2 separate regions of the Mus musculus genome follow, and region 2 is linked to region 1. A link is a contact called in ENCODE Hi-C or POLR2A ChIA-PET data. All regions are on one chromosome and are shown on one strand. The core of a region is the stretch at or near the end of the contact, and the rest is flanking DNA. Distances in the headings are between cores, read along the strand shown. Region 1 holds the start of Clspn (claspin). Region 2 holds the start of Sfpq (splicing factor proline/glutamine rich (polypyrimidine tract binding protein associated)).

The links. A loop is a pair of places that touch in the nucleus more often than their neighbours do. ChIA-PET counts read pairs that join two places held with the same protein, here RNA polymerase II (POLR2A).
Region 2: a loop to region 1 is called in a map of heart, with 3 times the contacts of the local background. The contact joins the promoter of Sfpq here to the promoter of Clspn in region 1. A Hi-C loop is called at or near these places in 3 of 37 maps with a recorded cell type or tissue (heart and left cerebral cortex). POLR2A ChIA-PET finds 5 or more read pairs at or near these places in 1 of 5 experiments (embryonic stem cell).

The regions. Positions count from the first base shown.
Region 1 is chr4:126,553,902-126,558,755 of GRCm38, reverse strand. It overlaps Clspn (claspin), which reads right to left and starts at 1,776. Exons shown (of 26, transcript NM_175554.4): 1 at 1,619-1,776. The coding sequence starts at 1,642.
Region 2 is chr4:127,018,321-127,023,432 of GRCm38, reverse strand. It overlaps Sfpq (splicing factor proline/glutamine rich (polypyrimidine tract binding protein associated)), which reads right to left and starts at 2,132. Exons shown (of 10, transcript NM_023603.3): 1 at 1,213-2,132; 2 at 429-617; 3 at 1-166. The coding sequence starts at 2,016.

The sequences.
Region 1 (4,854 bases), core at 527-3,026:
TCTTAACCACTGAGCCATCTCTCCAGTCCCTTTTAAATTTTTTTTTAAAAAGATTTACTTTGTTTATGTGTAGGAGTATTTTCCCTGTATGTATGTAAGGGCACTGAGTGCAAACCTGATACTCATGAAAGTCAGAAGAGGACACTGGATTCTCTGGAACTGGAATTACAGATGGTTGTGGGTGACAGGAACCAAATCCAGGTCCTCTGGAGGAGCAGCAAGTGCTCTTACCAGATGAGCCACCACTCTAGCCCCCCTTTTCATTATTTTGCATGTGTGTGTAGGCACATTTAGAGAGGGAGTGGTGTGCTATAGAGCACCGAAGGAAGACAGAGGACAACTTGCAAAAATCTAATCTCTTCTACTAGGTGAGTCCTGGGGATAGAAGTCACGCTGTCAGGCTTCAAAACAAATGTCTTTATTTATGAGCCATCCTTCAGATCCCACTGTGATAGTCACACACACACACACACACACTCACTCATGTCATAATTGTGCTCACATACCATTCTTCTAACTTTGCCTCCCTGTCTTTGTCTCCTACTTTTATGTTTGTTTTCTTTCTTTCTTTCTTTCTTTCTTTCTCTCTTTCTAGTAAGAGTCAGCAAAAGTGTGGCTTATGAAGTCAGCCACCTTTTGAAAATAATGTTATTTAAATTAAGGCTTTTTAAAAAAATCCTAGTGAGGCAAAAAGACAGGTTGGTGCACAACGAGATCTTGATTAAAGTCTGTTATTTTGTTCAATATCTAATCGTGAAAACTTCATGTCAAAATAAGGCTTTCATAGCCAGGCGTGGGGGCGCACGCCTTTAATCCCAGCACTCGGCAGAGGCAGGAGGATTTCTGAGTTCGAGACCAGCCTGGTCTACAGAGTGAGTTCCAGGGCGGCCAGGGCTACACAGAGAAACCCTGTCTCAAAAAAAAAAAAAAAAAAAAAACAACAACAACAACAACAACAACAAAAAGGCTTTCCTTTGGTGATTAGGTTTTTCTGGTACCCCCATTAAATCTGTTCTTAAGGCAACTATTTGGCCCTAGTCCTGGCTCCAGAAAAGAACACAGATCACGGAAAAGGTTTTCTATGGCCAAATTCCACTAGTGAGTCACCAGCTACTGGAAGGACGCTGTGAGCCAGGCCACTGTAGGCAAAGACTGTGGGCCCACGCGCGACACCCTTACAAGTTCCTTCCAGAACCAGAGTTCCAACTGCTTATACCCCTCACCCTGTGCTTACAGAGACTCCCACCCCACAACTTCCAGGCCAGGCTGGCCAAGGCCTTTTTTTTTTTTTTTTTTTTTTTTTTTTTTGTGGGGATGCTGTAAAGGGAGCTTGCGCGGCAGGAAACGCGCCAAAGAGCAAGGCGGGCTGCAGTGACAAGCTGAGGACCCGGCTGGGCGGACAACAGCGCGCGCCGCCGAACCAGAAGCTGTGGGGACTGAGCGCGGGAAGCCAGATGGAGACCCTCCAGAGGCCCCCAGACTCAGTCCAGTGGTCTCGGAGCGGTGCACGCCGGGAATTGTAGTCCTCCCGGCTCGGCGCTCTGGCCCTGCTGGGTTGACTGTCCCACTCGGCCCTCAGCGAAAGGCCTCCACAGCCCGGACCAGAGCCTAAACTCACCTCAGAACCCACCTCGCCGGTCATGATTCCGGCCTCCCTTCCGCACAGCTCCAGGAGAACGTGTCTGCAGTAACCTCAACTTGACGGCGACAGCTCCCGCCGTCTCCAGCTCGGCAGCGAAGTTCGAGCTTTCGCGCCCAGACGCGGTACAACGCTCAACCTTGAGGGTTTGCACCAATCCGAGGGAGGGTTTCCCTCCGAGGCCCCACCCCTATCGCCCTGCCAATCAGGAGGCGCCTCCTGCCTGCCCGGCAAATGTAATTTGCGTTGGTTTGGCGGGTTGCGGCTGCTCTTGTCAAACAGATCTAGGAGTGGCTTTGGGGTGTCTGGGGGTTCTCGGGGAGCGAAGAGATCCCGCGCTATGGCTTAGAAAGAAGGTATCTTGCGAATGATGTTCTTGGACTTTTGACCTATGTCTTCGTTCGATGGGTCGTACCGTATGCAATTAGAGGAGAGAAATTTCAATGCAGGAAGTGAACTGGGAAGAAGTTCCCAGGATTCTGGGAGTGTCCCACACCTGAATTTTTTGCTGAGGGAACCTTAGACCCCAGTGGAGGCTTTCTCCATCAGTTCATCCCTGGAGCAATCCTAACCTGCAGAGTTAATGTTTTTACCTCTTCGGGTCGATTCTCTGTCCTTTCTTCCCCATGTTCTATAGGCAGGCAAGAATGTCCTTTCTGGACTGTATTGTCCCAGCTGACTTGTCTTTTGTCTTCTGAATGGTCAAGCCAGTGTTAAAACTCCTTACAAAGTTATTATAAAGAGACCAGCTGGCACAGGGAAAGAAAGATCTGAGTATTTATTATCCTCCATCCCACCCAAACCCCCCTCCTCTCTAACTCCCCCCACCCCCCTTCACCTATTCTGGTATGGTGACCAACTCTGTCCAGTTTGCTTAGGACTTTCCCAGGTTTAGCACGGAAAACCTCACATCCCTAGAATCTCCTCAGAGGATACGAGGGATGACAGTCACCTCTGACACTGGTCTCCCCTTTATCTGAATACACATTCAGATAAAAAACAACTCCATTTCTCCACATCTCCGCCCACTTCTACACCCCTAAGGGTCTTGAGCTGGGGATGCAGCTCAGTAGTAGAGCTCTTGCTTAGTTAGTTTGCATGAGGCCCTCCCTGGTATAATCTCCAGGCTTCCAAAAAATACAAAAAAGAGTCCCATCCTCATATTTTACCCCCTTTTTAAAAAAAAAAAGGCTATTTTACTATGACCGTATACATCAATGATTCACAAATATGCATCTATCTGTAGCACTTCCTCCAGCATTTGGAGGACTGACTTTTATTGGCCATACAGTTTGTGACAAACAATGGGCAGAATTTTATAATCATCATTCTCTTAATCTTTGGAGGAAGCGTGTAAGGGAAGTAATGTGATCGTCTCGCGTCCACTGTCACCTGCTCTTTATGATTTCCAGGCTCACCGAGAGCATCCTCCAAAATCTCCCTTCTCCTGTTCTGTTGCCCCAAATTACACTTCTGTCTAAAGAATTATTTCTGAGGGCTGGAACGACAGTTCAGAGGTTAAGATCACTGGTTGCTTTTCCAGAGGACCCTGGTTCAACTCCTATCACCAACATGGCAGCTCAAAACTATTCATAACTCCAGTTCCAGGAGCCCTGATACCCTTTTCTGGTCTCCATGGGCAACAGGCATGGATGTGGAGCACAGACATACATTCAAGCAAAATACCCATAAACACCAAAATGAATAAAAATGACTTTCATCTGTTAGCCTGTACTTCTAAAATTAGGCACTTTGGATCTTGACATAGCACACAGAATCAGTATACACAAATCAGTTCTAGGCCAGCAAGATGGATCAGCAGGTGAAGGTGCTTACAGCAGAGGCCTCAACCACCCTAGAGCCTAGGCGAGTTCTGTCCCTAGAACCCACAGTGGACGGGAAGGAGAGACTCCTCAAAGTTATCCTCTGATCTCCACACATATGTCGTATGCAGCACTAGCATATGTCTCTCTCTCTCTCTCTCTCTCTCTCTCTCACATACACACACACACACACACACACATAAATAAATAAATAAATAAATAAATAAATATGCCGAGATTACAAGTACATGAGAAAAATGGAACTTAACACATTCGTGCCATTCTCAAGTGTTCTGTTATTATTTGTTCCACGGAAATGAACAAAATCGAGCTAAAGAGTAAGAAAAGCTTGAAGAGATGCCTACAATGCTATTTTTGACTCTTGGTTTTGTGCTGAGAATCAAAGCCGGTGCCCTCATCCATGCTAAATAAATGCTCTCCCTCCCTGATATGTCTCTATATTTCTTTTCTTTTCGAAAAAGAGTCAATCATGTTACTATAGCTTTACTATAATTCTGTAGAATTTATGAACTGATTTAATCCAAAGGCCTGTGACACCTTATTTATGGAGAAACACTGCCACCCAGTGGTAAGTTTCAGTAATGTTATTCTACTTTTTTTTTTTTTTTTTTTTGGTGGAGGGAAGGCCCTGGCCCATGTGGAGGACTGATAACAACGTGTATTCTCCTTCTAGCATGTGGAGTCTGGGACTAGAATCCTCTGAAGCTGGAGTTAAAGGGACTGTAAATCACTAGGCAGAGGTGAGAGCAGCAAGTGCTCTTAGCCTCTAAGCCATCTTTTCAGCATCCCGATACCCTACTCTTCTTATCTGAAGCCATGTAAAGAAGGCTTGGGATGTAGTTGAAAAGGAGAATCTCTGTAAGATTGTTCGAAGAGTTATTTAATCAAACTTGTCTTTGGTAGTAGAATGGAATACTTATATCACCAAGCACTGAACTTCAAACTTTTTTTTTCATAATTTAATTTCAAACAGCTTTAAAGCTTTTACAGAATATCCTTCCTTCAGGACACATCTGGTTCTCTTTTTTAACACAATACCTCCTCCTAATTCTTAAAAAAGAAAAGAAAAAGAAAGAAAGGAAGAGAAAAGAAAAAGAGAAAGGAAGAAAGAAGGAAAGAAGGAAAGAAAAAAGAAAGAGAAAGAAAGAAAGAAAGAAAGAAAGGAGAAAGAAAGAAAGAAAGAAAGAAAGGGAAAGGAAAGAAAGAGAAGGAAAGAAAAAGAAGGAAAGAAAGAAGGAAAGAAAGAGAAGGGAAGAAAGAGAAGGAAAAAAAAAGAAACAGCTGGAGAGATGGCACAGTGGTTAAGAGCACTGACTGTTCTTCCAGAGGTTCTGAGTTCAATTCCCAGCAACCACATGGTTGCTCACAACC
Region 2 (5,112 bases), core at 883-3,382, 460 kb before region 1:
CAAACTGGCTAAAGGCCTCTTCCAAAAGTTCGTTGGAAACATAAGGAGAGAGATTTCGAACAGACAGGGCTGCAGCGTGTGTGGCAAATCGAACCCGAAGCTGTCTACCTCTCATGGGAGTATCATCAAGCTCAGCTTTGGCGATTTCAGCCAAGGCTCTAGATTCCTGCAAATATCAGAAATACTTTTAACAACTTCCAAACTGGCTAGTGCTCAATTTTTTAATAACCCTTCCCACTTCTACCGCTTAAGAGCTTTCTTCAAGCCTCCTCCCAACACCCCGAGGGCTAAAGGTCTGTCTTTGAGGTCCTGCCCCAATGCACACTATTCTGATTTCTATTGATGAAAAAAACTTAAAGGCTCGTTAATTCTTCCCATTTAAAAGCATGCCTAAAAACTTTCACAAAAGGGAAAAAAATTACACTCACAAGCTTAATGAACCCGAACCCTTTGCCTTTGTTGATAAAAACTTCTCCGGGTTCTCCGTATTTAGCAAACAGTCTTTTGAATTCATCCTCTGTGATATCAGCAGGTAGATTCCCCACAAACAACCGACAGCGCTGTGTGTAAGTTTTTTCTCCAGGCCTCCGCAAGAGAGACAAGTTGGCTTTAAATCCCTAATAAAGAAATCGGACGGAATTCATACACCAAAGCAGGAAAAGTCTAGTGGTCCCAAAGTAGGCCATCGTGCATTCGTTAACGATCTCCCTTTTTTCCCATGAGGGCTAGCAGGTTGAACCATATTTGGGGATCCAACAGGATCACTAACTCTAATCCATATGAAGCAGAGTATACAAAATGCTTTGAAACACATCGCCTCTTTATCAGCAAACGCCAATCAATACACCTCTGACGTCAACAAATAGCTCTAAATGCAGACTAGGAAGACAGCACCAAGTTGCCCTGTTTTCTCCCAAACAGAGGCCTCCGACGTGCACTAGTTGGGTCCCAAGGGACCGGACCGCTAGCCTCTAGCGGATTACCGCCAAGACGTGAGGATGCCCTCCCGCTGGAAGCCAATCCCTAGCGGCCTCCACAGCCCGCCGCGCGTCCGCCCCGCCTGCGCAAGCATGCGCAGGAGCGCTTCCGGCAGGGGACAAAATGGAGGCCCTCTAGGCTGCGGGCGGGGGGGAAGAGGAAAAAAAAACGCCGAGGGTAGGCAGGCGCCGCCATCTTAGGGAAACGGACGGCTTTGCTCGAGAACCCGCTCACCTCCGAGTCGGAGATCTTCTCCTCCGTGCGCGGTCCCGGTCCGCCGGGAGGGGGCCCCTGGTGGTGCTGCTGGTGGTAGGGCGCATGATGCTGCCGGCCCCCACGGGGCTCGCCGCCACCTCGGTGTGGTGGCTTCGGGTGGCCACCAGGAGCGCCCATGCCCGGGCCACCTCCAGGCTTAGGCCCACCGGGCATCTTGCCGCCTTTTGGACCGCCAGGGCCTGGCCCCGGCTTAGGCCCCGGCCCGGCGCCCCCGGCGGGCGGTGGCGGAGGGCCGCCGGTCTGTGGAGGGGTGGTCGAGACTCCGCTGCTCGGCGTCGATGGGGGAGGCGGTCCGGGGGCGGTGGAGGGGACGGCGGGCGGCGGAGTCGGGGTTGGACCAGGGCCCGGAGGGGCGCCGGTGGTCGGGGGGTTGGCGGGCGGAGCCGAGACCGCCGGCGGAGGCGCACTGCTCACCCCCGGCGCCGAGCCGGGGCCTTGGGGGACGACGGGCTTGGATTCCTGCGGCGGAGGCGGGGGCTGTTGATGGGGCGGCTGGTGCGGCGGCGGCTGCTGGTGCGGCGGCGGCTGCTGCGGCGGAGGCTGCTGCGGCGGCGGCTGCTGCTGCTGCTGGTGAGGAGGTGGAGGCGGGAGCGGCGGCTTCGGGCCGCCAGGGCCCGGGCCCATGGGGCCGCGGTTCTGGTTGAGGCCCATGCCCGGCGGCGGAGAGCGGAAGTCGTGAAGGCCGCCGCGGCCGCCACCTCCTCCACGCCGGTGAAAGCCTCCACCGCCGCCACCGCGACTCCGGAACCGATCCCGAGACATAGCTGTAGTCAAGGGGCGGTCGAGGCAGAAGCGGAGAAGTCGCTCAGGGAACGTGGTTGCCACCTTGCTGAGCACAAAATGGCGGACGACACAAGCTGCGCGCCGCCTTTGTCCTCTTCTTAAATAGGACAGTTCGGCCTGGCCCGCCTTCCCTAGATTGACAGCTCGGACAGCCAATAGCAAGTACAGTACTTGATGATGAAACCTAAGTTTTTCCAATTGGCTCCCTAGTGAGAGGCGGGAGGTAGGGAGGGCTGGGATTTCCATTTGACCAATAAACGGATAAGAAAGTGTCTATACGCCTTTGTGATTTGTTGGAAGAAATTTGAATGGGCATGCCCTGCAACTTTCGCGTGAAATTAAATATCCAGGGCCCTATCAGCTCCTGATAGCGCTGAAAGGCTATTTTCTTTCCTCTTATGAGTAGTCCGCTATTCTTGGCTAACATCTTCGCTGGGTTCAAGGTTATAAATTGAACTTGTGCTGTCTCTTATTCCTACGCCAATGAAGTTAGAGTCAATTTCACAGAGTTTAATCTCAACGGTTTTACTTTTATTGAAACCCTATCAAAGGCTAGCAGATTGGCAAACACGTGAGCCCAAAATTTGGGAGGAGGAGGCACTAGTAATCAGGACTGCAAGTTTATCTTTACATTATCAATTACATTGAGTTCAAAACCAGCTTGGGCTACATGAAACGTAATAAAATAAAAATAATAAAATAAAATAGAAGCCCCGGTTGTTTTGGCATATGCCTTTAATCCTAGCACTCTGGAAGCAGAAAGGACTCCAAGTTCAAAGCCAGCCTGGGCTGCATAGTAAATTCCAGGACAGCCAGGACTGCACAAAGAAACCCTGCCTCCAAAAAAATTAATGAATAAATAAAAGTAAAGATTTAAGAAAAAGGAAGCCGGGTGTGAGTTCCAGGACAGCCAGGGCTATACAGAGAAACCCTGTCTTGAAAAACCAAAAAAAAAAAAAAAAAAAAAAAAAAAAGGGAAAAAAAAAAACATTATTTCATAGCAACACGTTTGTTGTAATACTATAAAATTTGCCATTAGGTTTGAGTGAATGCAGTCTTTGTCCAAGAGGGAAAAGTATGGAGAGAGCTGAGGACACAGCCTTTGGGGTTCTGGCTTGTGTGACATGCAGAAGACTCACTTTATTCTCCAGCAGAAGGGTAAATGAGGTAGATGTGACTCCATGTGTGTGTACAGTAACAATTTACAAGCACAAATCATGGGAGAGGAAATTGTTTTTGATTTTGTTCAAGACGGGGTTACTCTGCATAGCCCTGGCTGTCCTAGAACTACTTCTGTAGACCAGACTGGCCTCAAACTCAGCCCTCCACCTGCCTCTGCCTCCCAGGTGCTGGGACTAAAAGCATGCATCCACCAGGTCAGCCGAGATTTCCTTTTTATTCCCTCCCTTTAAAGCTTCATGAACATTGGGTTTTAACCGGGATGGGGCTGGTGCATGCCTTTGATCCCATCAGGCATGTGGTAGAAGCAGTCATATCTCTTGAGTTCTAGGCCAGCCTGGTCTACACAGTGAGTTTCAGGCCAGCAAGAAAGATACATAGTGAAACACTGTTGAAAAAAAAAAATGTTTATGCATGGCTGAGGCCATAACTCAGTCATAAAGGGCTTGAGGCCCTAGATTCAACTCTCAGCCCACAACACTAATGTTTTGTTGTTGTTTTCTTTTGTTTTATGATATTTAGGTATCAATAAGTACTGGTATGAAAACAAGCAGCTGGCAGCATCTCTTTTCCTTCAGATTTCCCAACCCCAATAGTGTTGAGCCAGGAGGATGGTTGGTTCATCACATACAGGTCCGGCTACCAGCTTGACAGTTTGAGTTCAGTCACTCAGACCCACAAGGTGAAAGGAGAGAACCAACTCCTGAAAACTAAGTTGACCTTGGGGTCCACACATGTCCACAGATGCATGTGCCCACAAACTACAACCCCCATTCTTCCCTCAGACCTTGAAAACCAAGGGAGGCAACTGTCTACCATGCAGACACAACCCTTCACCCGCAGCTTCCTGATACCTATACCCTTTAATGCCCCTCCTAGTTATTGTGTCTCCTTATTTTTATTTTTATCTCTGTATAACCCTGGCTGTGCTGGAGCTCACTATGTAGAACAAGCTGCCCTTGAACTCACAGAGATCTACCTGCCTCTGCCTCCTAAGTGCTGAAATGAAAGGTGTAAGCTACACACTTAGCTTTGAAGTCTTGGTTTTGTTTTGTTTTGTTTTGTTTTGTTTTTTAAATAAAGATTTATTTATTTATTTTATGTGAGTACACTGTTGCTGTCTTCACACACAGCAGAAGAGGGCATCAGATCCCATTACAAATGGTTGTGAGCCATCATGTGGTTGCTGGGAATTGAACTCAGGACCTCTGGAAGAACACTCAGTGCTCCTAACCTCTGAGCCATCTCTCCAGCCCACTTCGAAGTCTTATATTCAGGAATTTGTTTCATCTGTCTTAGATATTATTATTGCCTACAAAATAAGAACTTTGTTCTCTCCTCTACACTAACCTGATAAAAATAACTCCAAAAATTCTGTCTCAGAGAGCCTGAGGATGTGCATTAAATACTACTTTGTCTTGTTTTACTTTCTACAGTTTGGGGAGGGGCCATGTACACACATCTCACACACACACACACAAAAACAAGTGGCAGTCTAAGGTCACCCAAGTGTTATCCCCTAAGACAAAAGCTGTTTAGTCGAAGAAATCTAATCAGTATACCATAGGAAGTTTGTAATACATTTAAGAAGAAGAATAAGTAAATAAATAAATAAAATTATTTATTAGGTTTGAAACGTGTAGCGAATTTCTGTGCTTGAGAGATGTATAGGATAATTTTCACCTTGAAGCATTCTAAACGCAGGTGATCTTACCATTAAACACTGTAATTACAATACATGGAAGTTATAATTGTCCTTTGGATTTAACAGTAACTTGAAGGAATAATCTAGGATATCACTTAATGCCTTTAATTCTAACATCCAGAAATGTATGGAGAATGACTGCAGGTTCAAGGCCAGGCTGAGCTACATAGTTCTAGACCAGTCAGGGCTAT